Linked DNA regions of Homo sapiens: region 2 is linked to region 1. A link is a contact called in ENCODE Hi-C data. All regions are on one chromosome and are shown on one strand. The core of a region is the stretch at or near the end of the contact, and the rest is flanking DNA. Distances in the headings are between cores, read along the strand shown.

Evidence for each region. A loop is a pair of places that touch in the nucleus more often than their neighbours do. Pooled maps may share reads with other maps.
Region 2: a loop to region 1 is called in a map of CD8-positive, alpha-beta T cell, with 2.4 times the contacts of the local background. The contact joins the promoter of WBP1L here to the promoter of GBF1 in region 1. A Hi-C loop is called at or near these places in 4 of 168 maps with a recorded cell type or tissue (CD8-positive, alpha-beta T cell, Caco-2 and naive thymus-derived CD4-positive, alpha-beta T cell), 1 of 37 single-sample maps with no recorded cell type and 10 of 50 pooled maps.

Annotation. Positions count from the first base shown.
Region 1 is chr10:102,241,258-102,246,895 of GRCh38, reverse strand. It overlaps GBF1 (golgi brefeldin A resistant guanine nucleotide exchange factor 1), which reads right to left and starts at 1,364. Exons shown (of 40, transcript NM_001377137.1): 1 at 1,115-1,364. PITX3 (paired like homeodomain 3) reads left to right here and starts at 5,384. Exons shown (of 4, transcript NM_005029.4): 1 at 5,384-5,563. RefSeq lists enhancers at 907-1,356, 1,557-1,616 and a silencer at 5,233-5,522.
Region 2 is chr10:102,740,183-102,746,081 of GRCh38, reverse strand. WBP1L (WW domain binding protein 1 like) reads right to left here and starts at 2,134. Exons shown (of 4, transcript NM_001083913.2): 1 at 1,939-2,134. The coding sequence starts at 2,028. SFXN2 (sideroflexin 2) reads right to left here. Exons shown (of 12, transcript NM_178858.6): 12 at 2,590-5,899. RefSeq lists enhancers at 1,268-1,497, 2,438-2,487 and a silencer at 1,998-2,157.

The DNA.
Region 1 (5,638 bases), core at 115-2,614:
AAGCAGACCTTTCCATTTGTATCCTCCACAGGGCCTAGAGTGCCTTTTATACCTGAATTAATGCACAAGTTTCCACATTGTGCATTAAAAAACACCATCTACACTATTCCTTATTTCTAAAAGCATTCGTTACCCTTGGTGGACTTTTATAGCTTTACAACACAGCAGTTTATCAAAGGTCATCACAGTGCCATAAACTACTCTCTAGGGTTATGTTCCATCATTCACTCTGGGGCTCTGACCCTACAATTGGCTGAAAATCTCTCATGACTCTTTTTGCCCACTAAACATAATAGGCCGACAATACCAAACTTTGCCAGTATTCAAATATCTCTCTCTGCTGTCAGTCAAATATGTCATAATAGAGTGGTTTCCTTATGATTAAGCCTCATCTCCTTAGTGAAGATCTGAGAGAAAAATGTCAACAAAAACATACACTACAAAAGAATGCCTGTGAAAGATTGTATAAAGGAACAAACAGGCCCAGAAGATAAGTATAGTGTTTACATACAGACCCAGACTGGCAGCTGAGCTGTCCTGTAAGAGGGAAGCCTTCTCATAGCCCAGTTCCCTGCGCTGCTATAACCTCAAGCCTTCCACACGTCCCTCTGCTGACAACCTGATTCTAGGGTGCACTAGTTCATCATTATTAATGAAGCAGTTCCTTTGTATTAGTGAGGCAATCACAAAGAAGTAGACGCTGTACAGAATCTAGAGAGACTTTCACATCTAAAGTCTGAAAACCCATAAAAGTAGACACAATGCTCCTTAGGTTTGCTTTCAGCTTTTGAGTACTGGGCTCTTCAGGATGCAGAAAGCGCTGGAAAGGAGAAGCTAAATACTAGGTCAAGCCTGGGAAAACAGAAGATTTGGGCACCTGCAAAGGATCAGTAATGAGAGCAGAAATCGCCCCTCCTGCGGCAGAGGCATGACCTTTGCCCCTGCATACCTCCCTGTTCCCTCCCACAACAACCCTTCCCTCGTCTTATTCCTGTCCGCTGCGTCCTTAGCCCACCTTGGCTCGCCCAATTTAAGGGCCCTTCCCACTAATTCCCTATTGCGATGTCAGGGCGGCCTTCACGACACCGGAACTCTAGGAAGAGACTTCGCTGACCTGTCAGCGGATCCAAAATGGCGGGGCCTAGTCCCAGGACCGGCAGCCGCTGCTCATGTCCAGCCCGCACCCCGGAGGCGTCTCCGAGCAGCTCTCCCGGCTCTGGTAGCAGATGGGAGAAGAGAAGGAGCCTGTTTCCTGGAAATTGAGGCCGAAGTCAGGGTGGGACTGCACAGTCCGCCAGGATGAGTCGTCCGGGACGGGCAGTAGAGCCGGGTACCTTCCCTGTCAGCTCACTGACGTGGTAACTAGCCTCAGTCTAGCCCGCTGCCTGGTAACTGCGCGAGCCCTGCCGCGCGCAGCCAATCATAGCTTTGCACCGTGAAAAGTAGCATTCCGACTATCCAATCGAATAAAGGAAATTGGCTTCAGGAGGCGGGTAGTGCCTAAAGAAGCGCGATTACAAGGGAAAGAAAGGGTATGTTAGGGGACAACCAACGGATACGAGTACTCTCTGAGTGACAGTTTAAAAAACCAATAAAAAATGAGGAACTGGGCTGGGCGGCTAGAGAGGTGGAGTTAGGTAGAGTTCGGTTGCAGTGCGCGGTTTGGCAGTGGCTGCTGGGCATTATGGGGAAAAAGGCTACAATTGGCTGGAAAGGGGCGGGGTCCGCTTTGAGAACTTGAGCGGGCATCCCTACTCCCCTGTCCACGTATTATCAAAGTTACCTGGGCCAAGACCATGCCCCTTGAGGAATCACTCCTTTTCGAGGCAGCTCTGGGCTCCCTTCATTCTAAAAACAAGTCCAGCGATCTATTCCACACCCTGCTCTCCTCGCCCTCTTGTCCACCTTCCCTGTCGTGGCTTCTCACAGTTATGTCTGTCACGTCCCAACTCTGTTTCAGCGTCCTCTGCCCCACTCCCATCATCCAGAAATAGAGAAAATGGGACGTAGCAGAAGCCCTGGATATCTAATTTAAGTCTCTTCATTTTACATTATAGGAAACAGCCCCAGGGTGGAAGGCTGGGCCCATGTTCACATAATTAGTAAATAGCAGAGCAGAGAGACGAACCCCTGGGTCTCCTCACCCCCAGGCCAACTCTTTTCATCGCCTTTTGTCACCTCTTATGCCTTAGTATATCGGGCTTTGACTCCCGGTCTGCCTTTCATACCAAGCCTTTGACGGGCCTTATCCACCAGGCTAAATACGCAGCTTAGCCCACCTCATCAGTGATAGGAAACAGAAGTCTTTCTTGTTTGCCTTAGAAACGCTAAGGGGCCTGAGGGTTGGATGCCCACCTGTTTTCACTGTCTTGCCCCCAGCTGCCTCCTCCCCTTGCAAGAGATGATAGAGGTTACTAAGCTATTTAGAATTACCTGTATTACCTGGAAGTGAGAATGCGTGAGAAGAGGACAAGAGGATGGGTTTTCTCCTAGGAGACTGAATCATGAAATTCCCAGCCTATTTGGGACACTAGAGCCCCAGTGTCCCTGCAGACCTGGAGAAGCTGCTGGGAGGCAGTGAAAAAAAAATACCTAATTCTTTCCATACATCCTCCCAATTATGGACGACCCAAGTCCAGGGAAGCTCTATAACTAACCACATAGGAAAGTAGTCTCAAAACCAGACATCCAAAGACCATCCGTGTGCTACGATGCGCTATTTTTTTGTTTTGTTTTGTTTTTTTGTCTTTTGTTTGTTTGTTTGTTTTGAGAGAGTCTTGCTTTGTCATCCAGGATGGAGTGCAGTGCTGTGATCTTGGCTCACTGCAACCTCCACCTCCTGGGTTCAAGTGATTCTCCTGCCTCAGCCTCCCAAGTAGCTGGGATTACAGGCATCTGCCACCACACCAGGCTAATTTTTGTATTTTTAGTAGAGATGGGGTTTCACCATGTTGGACAGGCTGGTCTCGAACTCCTGACCTCAGGTGATCCACCCGCCTCAGCCTCCCAAAGTGTTGAGATTACAGGTGTGAGCCACCACACCTGGCCACGATGCTCTAGTGTAAAGCACCCATCAGATATCAGACGTGAAGAACCCCTCAGTAACTTCCTACACCTGCACATTGGGCTTCTGGTCGGTGGGTCCAGCTGAGGATCTAGCCTCTATCACCCAAAGAGAGTCAGGGAAAGAGGATATACCATCATAGCACCTCTTTCCACATTACCTCAAAGCCATTTTCCTCTTCATTTGAAAACTGAGAGTTGGTGTCCTGGGCCTGTCTCAGATTGAGAGGTCCTGGAAAGCCGATTGGAAAATCCTCTAAGTGGGCCAAAAATTTCTGCTCGCCAATATCTACTTCTACATACCTCCAGAAATTCATCATTCTAAAAGCATGTGATTGTGCAATAGAGATGGGGAGGAGAGAGATGACAATTCCCTAGTCCCTCCTAACCACTAATCATCATCTTACCAGGCAGAACATCTTCCTCATAGATTTCAGTGTGACATTTATTGAGATTCTACATTATGCCTGGGAATAACAGACATGGTCCTTACCCTCCTAAATTTTATTATCATAGCAGACAACACATAAGCTGATCCCTTCAATATGGTGGGTGGTGTAATAGAAGGTATACACTGAGGGTCATGAGAGCAAGGGGCTAAACTGAGAGTTCAGAAAAGGCTTCCCAGAGAAAATAAGACTTGAGTGGAACATTGGAGGAGTAGGAATTGACAATATAAAGATGGGTTACTTTCACAGGAAGGGCCAGAGGTGTGCAGGACACTACTAGGAAATTGGAGATGAAGACAAGGTCAGGTCCTGAAGGTCTTGTATGCCAGGCTAGGGAGCTTGACCTTTATCCTAAGGGCAATGGGAGTCACTGAACAGTCAAGACATGACTGCTCAGATTTGCCTTAGGGGCATATTGTGTGACTGGGCTTAGGCTCTTTTTTTTTTTTTTTTTTGAGACAGAGTCTTGCTCTGTCGCCCAGTCTGGAGTGCAGTGGCGCGATCTCAGCTCACTGCAAGCTCTGCCTCCTGGGTTCACGCCATTCTTCTTCCTCAGCCTCCCCAGTAGCTGAGACTACAGGCACCCGCCACCAAGCCCGGCTAATTTTTTGTATTTTTTAGTAGAGATGGGGTTTCACCGTGTTAGCCAGGGTGGTCTCAATCTCCTGACCTTGTGATCCGCCCGCCTCGGCCTCCCAAAGTGCTGGGATTACAGGCATGAGCCACAGTGTTTGGCCTGGGCTTAGGCTCTTCGGAGCACCCAAGCAACATAGCCTAACTGGGAGAAGAGAAGGAGCCTGTTTCCTGGAAATTGAGGCCTAAGTCAGAGAGGGCCGAAGTCACAGTCTGCCAGGATGTTCCTTGGTCATCTGTCCTGTCCCTTGCAAATTCCTAACCAGCAGGCACCAAGGCCACACCTTGCCCACAGGACTTAACCTGGTACCACCAGCGGGAAACCAGCCCTGCTGAAGGAGGGAGAGCACAGCCTAAGCAAGACAAGGGTACAGACTGAAAGGCAATGCCTTTGGAGTGCCCAGCCCAAGCCCTGAGATCCAGCAGGAACCTCCTCTTAATTGTTTTGCGCGGGGAGGGAGATGATAGTTACTCGTCCAAGTTCACTCAGTGATGGTGCAGTTCGTGGCAGCGTTGGAATACTACTTTGGTTTGTATCATTCCAAACCCTGCTGTCTCCACGAAGTCACCTTCCTTGGAGAAGAAGGGGGAAATGAAGAAGAGGAAAGATATGAGGAAAGAGGAGCAGAGAGAAAGAGAAATGAGTCTTTTAAAGTGGCAGAGGAAGGAGAATGGTAAACAGCAGGAGCGAAGCGGCTGAGGAGAAAGAAGAGGAAAGAAAGGCGAGACGTGGGAGGATTGGAACAGAGACAAAAGGGAGGAGAGACGGACAGCGACAAGTGGAGAAAATCGGCGAAACTTGAGTGGCAGAGAAGTCTGAGCGCTGAGACCCGGCGGCCCCGTGCGCCTTCCCACCTGGCGCCGATCCACTTTCCTCGGGGTAGCGGCCCAACCCACTTCGCTGCCAGCCGATCCCTTTTACCCGTGGCTACCGGGACCACTCTACTCTCGCCCACTTGGCTCTGCCTAAGCGTCCTAGCCGGAGCGCGGTCTCTGCCACGTGGGGAGGGGCGCGGCCGAGTTGCTGAAGAGCGCTTCTGATTGGCCAGAGGGCGGGGTTCTTGGCGTCTCGCCGGCCAGACCCCTCCCTCAAAGGCGGGGCCTGGAGATCCACAGCTGGAAAGGGCGGAGCCCCAGCAGGGCAGCTGGAAAGGGGCGGGGCCTGACGCGCGCGGCTCGCCGCGGCGGGCTGGGGGCGCCCTGGTCTGCCATAAAGTGAATGGGCGCCGGCTGGGGGTGGCAGTACGCGGTGAGGCTCACTCCCTCCGAGAGTCCAGGAGCGCCCGAGCGGAGAGGCGGCCCGGGAGCAGGGGGGCGGCCCCCACTCCGGCCGGGTGCCCGGCCCCTGGCCCCTGCCTGCCCTCTAGATCGCCGCCGCAGCCGCCGCTACTGGGAGTCTGCCTGTTGCAGGACGCACTGTGAGTGTTTGACCATTCTAAGGACAGGGGCTCATGGGGCCGAGGAGCTATTGCTGGACCTTGGAATCCCTAAAA
Region 2 (5,899 bases), core at 885-3,384, 500 kb before region 1:
CTCCAAAGGCTCTGACATTCCTAAACCAAACCTCTACCGATGTTATTTATTGGTTACTGGGGACAGCCTTTTCGAGATACTTACAGAAACAGACATGTGCAAAGGAAAAGTAAATTCTGTATTTACTATATTCTATATTTTGTTGTCAATACCTATACTTAACTTTACTGGTCCTGAGGGCTATAACATTTCTAGTAAACAAAAAAAATATATTTCTTCTGCCAGTTTATGATTTCCACTGGAAAAACAACCCCAACAAAGGCTAAAACAGAAGGGTCCCAACCCTCGAAAAGGGAATACACTGGGCTAGAAAATGAGCTACATTCCTTTCACATGGTATTTCTAGTATACACAAACATATCCTGAGGAAAAATTAGACACTTCAATGCATAAATAAATTGTGGTTTACAGATAACAGAATGTTACTTGGTCATGAACAGGAATGAAGTACTAGTACATGCTACGATGTGGATGGGCCTTATAAACATTACGCTAAGTGAAAGGAGCCAGGCACAAAGACCACATATTGTAGGATCCCGTTTATATAAAATATCCAGAATAGATAAATCCATAGAGACTGAAAGCAGACGGGTGGTTGCCAGGGGCTGGGGGAAAAGGGAGACAGAGAGTAACTGCTTAGTAGGGACGAGGTTTTCTATTGGGGTGATGAAAATGTTTTGGAACTAGATAGAGGTGGTAGTTGCACAACATTGTAAGTGTACTAAATGCCACTGAATTGTTCACTTTAAAATGGTTTTTGTCATGTGAATTTCAACTTATTTTTTAATCAGTATTTTAAAATAGAGGATAATGGGCAAAACAAGATGTATTTGTGAAAAGGCAGCCCTAAAACTCCTAGGGAAAAGATAAGTATTTTTGCTGGCACTCAGTTTCTGCTCTTGTTCACAACACAAGTTCAAGCGCTAAGTTGTATAAACTTTGCCACTACGCTATGCGTCTATGTGTGTATGCCTTTCTGAAAAAACGGGGAAAAGAACAGAAAGTGAAGAAAAAAGAATCATAAAGCTTTGCCACATGCAAGGAAGGAGGGGTGATTGCCCCCACTGCACCCCACCCAACTTGGCACCAGGAGTAACGCTCCCATTAGGGTTTTGAAATGCCAGCTGGAGCTGGAATCAGCACAAGCAAGCTTCTCTGCCTGGATAAAGAGCAAGCCACCCAGCAAGAAAAGCTAGGGTGCTCCATTTGCTGCCCATATTGGCATCAGAACCACCCTCTGGTCAAAAGCCCTGAGCTGGCTCAGATCAGCATCCGTGACTTGCTCTCCCAGGCCAGCCAGCCTAACAGCAAGAGCTTGTTACAGCTCAAGTGTGCTCCTCCTCCTGAGGGGTTCCACTCTGTTTCATCCCACCTGCCTTCTGAGAGTCCTCCCTCCAACCAAGTGCGCCATGGCTTACAGATTTTAAAATGGGGCCAAGTCTCTCCCAGGAACATAGTAATTTTTTTTAAACGTACTAAGATGCCCTCGGAACTTTCCCCAGTCCATCCTTAAAGAAATATCCTCAGGATCCCCTCCCTCACAGGCCAACTCAATAGCCTGTGTACCCCTACACACACAGACGTACATACTGCATTACTGCCTGGGACACCTGCTCCACAGAGGGACACGAATAAGGCCCACATCCTCAGCTTGGCACCGCTATCCAGCCACAGTCACCCCAGCCCACCTAACCAACCTGCCGTCTCAAACGCCCCTCACTCGCTTGGCATCATGCCTCTGCCACCTCCTTGACACCAAAACTGTCACAGGTGTCCCTCAGCTAAATACCGACGCCCCTTTAGATCCTGTCCACGCCAGGCATAGACGCCCCTCTCGGGACCCCTCAACTCTTGGCAACAACACTCCTTCAGACCCCTCCAGCCAGGCCTCGACGACCCCCAGGACCCAACATGGCCCAGACGCCCCCTCCCCCTTACCTGCGGGGGTTCAGCCCTGGCTGACAAGGGGCTGGGCAGCGCCTGGAGGAGCAGGAGCGCCATGCCACCCAGGAGCCTTCTCCTCTCCATCCCCCTCCTGCTCCTGCTCCTCCGCCACGGCGCCGCCACCTCCCTCCTCCTCCTCCCTCTCCTCCTCTACCCTCTTCTTCCTTCTTCCCTTCTTTTCCTGTTTGACGCTCCCCTCCCGCTTCCGGCTCTGCTCCACCCCGCCCCGCGCAAAACACCCTCCCAGACACGCGAGAGACTCTCCAGTTCCAGCGCTTCATTGGCCTTTGCCCTTTGTCCATTGATCAATGTAGCTGTCGATCAAATATAAGTCCCGCCTTCCCCTGAAGACGAAGCGATGCAGCCAATAAAAAGTAGGAGGAAGCCGGACCATCTTGAATGCTGCGAAGAAGTGTAAAATTCGTCCCAACCCGCAGAGAGTGGCGGAAGCAGCTTCATAAGGGGGCGGGGCCACCCAGGTGGATGGAAAAGTCTATTTCTGATGTAGCCATCTTGAGTGTGGCGGAAGTACTAGTTTTCCAGTTTTCCACATCAAAAAAAGAAAAAAGGTTTAATGTTTCTCAAGGGTGTTGGAAAATAAATTATTCCTGAAAGGTAACCAGGCGCTCCTGAAGAGGAAAACAATTGCAATGTAAAAATATTTTAATGTCTTTTGTCTTGAAGCACAGCACTATTACCAGGATGCCTCTCTTGGTCTCAACTGCCCAAATAGCAGCTTAGGTCCGTTTGAATTCCCTAGAAGATAGTACCTTTATCTGAGGCATAGTGCTTCGTCACCCCAAGTTCGACGGACAAAATTCTGGTTCTACTTCACAAATTGCTCTGAAATCCATCATCCATTGCTTCAATCCATGTTCTTCTAGCTAAATACAAATGGCTTCCCTGCTGCCCTGCAAGTTGACAATTCTTCCTCTCAAATTTCCGCCACACACTACAACCATACCACATTAAACCAAATATTACTATATCATGGCCTCTTCTTTTAAATACTTCATCTACCTACAGAATAGAGAGTCCAAACTTCCCAACACGGTCCTCTCTGTGACTTCGTCCCTGTCTACTTCTCTTTATCTCACCTCTCACCACTACATTTTCCCACACATTCCACTCACACTGACCATTGAAGAGATGCCCAGTAACTTCATTTACATATTACAGATACAGTTCCCTGCTTACAAACTCCTAGCCCCATCTCCTTGCTGCTTCTTCTGGATTCTTGTAACACTTATATCTGCGTGCCTGGTTTGCAGTTTTTTGTACAGCATACCAGGTCTTTCTTCTTCTTCTTTTAAAGCCTATAATATCCTGTACAAGGCTCAACCAGAGCTTGATCAATGTTGGTAAAATAGCCAGGTGTGGTGGCTCATGCTTATAATCCTAGCCCTTTGGGAGGCTGAGGCAGGTAGATCCCTTGAGCTCAGGAGTTTGAAACCAGCCTGGGCAACATGGAGAGAACCCTGTCTCTACAAAAATAAAAAAACTAAATTAGCCAAATTAGCCAAGCATGGTGGTGCACACTTGTAGTCCCAGCTACTTGGGAGGCTGAGGTGGGACAATCACCAGAGCTAGGGAGATTGAAGCTGCAATGAGCCTTGATTGTGCCACTGTACTCCAGCCTGGGCAACAGAGTGAGACCCTGTCTCAAAAAAAAAAAAAGGCCAGGTGCGGTGGCTCCTGCCTGTAATCCCAGCACTTTGGGAGGCCGAGGTGGGCGGATCACATGGTCAGGAGTTCGAGCCTGGCCAACATTGTGAAACCCAATCTCTACTAAAAATACAAAAAATTAGCCAGGCGTGGTGGTGCATGCCTGTAGTCCCAGCTACTCAGGAGGCTAAAGCAGAAGAATCGCTTGAACCTGGGAGGCAGAGGTTGCAGTGAGCCAAGACTGTGCCACTGCACTCCACCCTAGGTGACAGAGTGAGACTCTGTCTCAAAAAAAAAAGAAAAAAAAAAGTTGGTAAAATAAATGGACAAAGGAAGACCCATGGCAAATAACACAGTTGACTTTAGCAGTCAATTTCCTCTCAAAAACCTGTCAAAGTGTTTTACAGCCTGGCCCAGTCTAGCCCACATCTGAGCCCAGAGGAAGTTGTTCTTGGCTTAAGTGTTGGAAAAATGGGAAACAGGTAAGAGTTAAGTCAGTCTTCCCTCAGCTTAAGAAAGTCCATAGTTCTGCCTTTATCTTGATCCTGCTTTTCCAAGTACTATAAAAAGTGACACGTATTTTTGCCAATCTCTCGTTTCTTAGAAATTTATCCATTCCACAAGTCAAGCTCCTTAGAGGAGAAGTAAAAATTGAGTACTAGGGAAGGACCAAATTATTTTCATGGCACAAGGTCTCTAATTCCTGGCCTCAAAAAGTTGTAAGTCTTCCACATAAAGGCTAGGTTTCATCATCACTAAGAAACCCCAGGTGGGATGTAGTGGCTCACGCCTGTAATCCCAACACTTTGGGAGGCCAAGGCATGAGGATTGCTTGAGGTCAGGGGTTCAAGACCAACCTGGGAAACATAGTGAGGCCCTCTGTCTACAAAAAATTTAAAAATTAGCTGGGCATGGTGGCATGTACCTGTAGTCAGGAAACCTTTAGGATTCTGGTTCTAGCCAGGATTGAGGAAAAGACCTTGGATCAAAAGGAAGCTTCTATACCTCTTCTTCTTCCCTTCCTCCTCCTCTCCCGAGCAATGGAACCTTTTACCCATGCTATTCTAGCCGAACTCAGGAAAAAGAAGCTACTCGGGAGGCTAAGGCAGGAGGATCACTTGAGTCCAGGAGGCTGAGGAAGCAATGAGTCATGATCATACCATTGCACTCCAGCCTGGGCAAGAAAGTGATACCCTCTTTCTCTCAATAAATAAGAAACCCCAATTCAGTTTGGCAAACACAGGGGATTTTGCCCCAACTTCCCTTTCTCCTTTTACCTGAAAGCTCAAGCTGAGCTATTGGATAGGACAGTCTGGATTAGCACTTCCCACACCAAGGCCTTTTAGTAACCTTAACTGCCTCTTATTCAACATCCCACAGCAGCCAACTCAAAGAAGAGAGATGTTACAAAATGAGACTGAGATGCAGTTTGAGTGACCACTTTTTAGAATGTCCCTGAACATTATAGCCACCACATACCTTCCAGACATTTCCAAAAGAGCAGTTGTCTATAAGAGAACAGGAAATCCAAGAGGCTTGAGGAGCTGAGAAGGAAGGGGAAACATTGTATGTTCTGAAAGAACATCAGTCAGGAGTTGTTTCCAAGCTCTACTGGCTCTGGTAATGTTTCCCTTTTCCTATTTGCTTTTGGAAATAAAGCCAGGTCTCCTGTCCTAAAGAAGCTAGCTCAAAGACAGACTTTTCTGTTCAGACACCAGCTAAAATCAAATTGCATATGCTACAACATGGATGAACCTTGAAAACATTATCCTAAGGAAAGAAACCAGACACAGAGGGCCACATACTGCATTACTCCACTTACATGAAATGTTCAGAATACGCAAATCTCTAAAGACAGGAAGTGAATTGTGAGGCGCTGGCAGGTAGGGAGAATGTGGAGTGACTGCCAATGGGTATGGGGTTTCTTTTGGGGCTAAGAAAAATGTTCTGAGACCAGATGCAGTGGCTCATGTGTGTAATTCCAACACTTTGGAAGGCTGAGGGAGGAGGATCACTTGAGGCCATGAGTTCGAGACCAGCCTGGGGCAACATAGTGAGACCTCATCAAAAAAATCAAATTAGCCTGTGGTCCCAGCTACCCCAGAGGCTGAGGCAGGAGGATTACTTGAGCTCAGGAGGTTGAGGCTGCAATGAGCAGTGATTGCACTACTGCACTCCAACCAGGGTAACAGAGTGAGATCCTGTCTCAAAATAATTCTGGAATTAGTGGTGATGCTTGTACAACTTTGTGACTACATTAAAAACCACTGAATTGTACACTTTAAAAGGA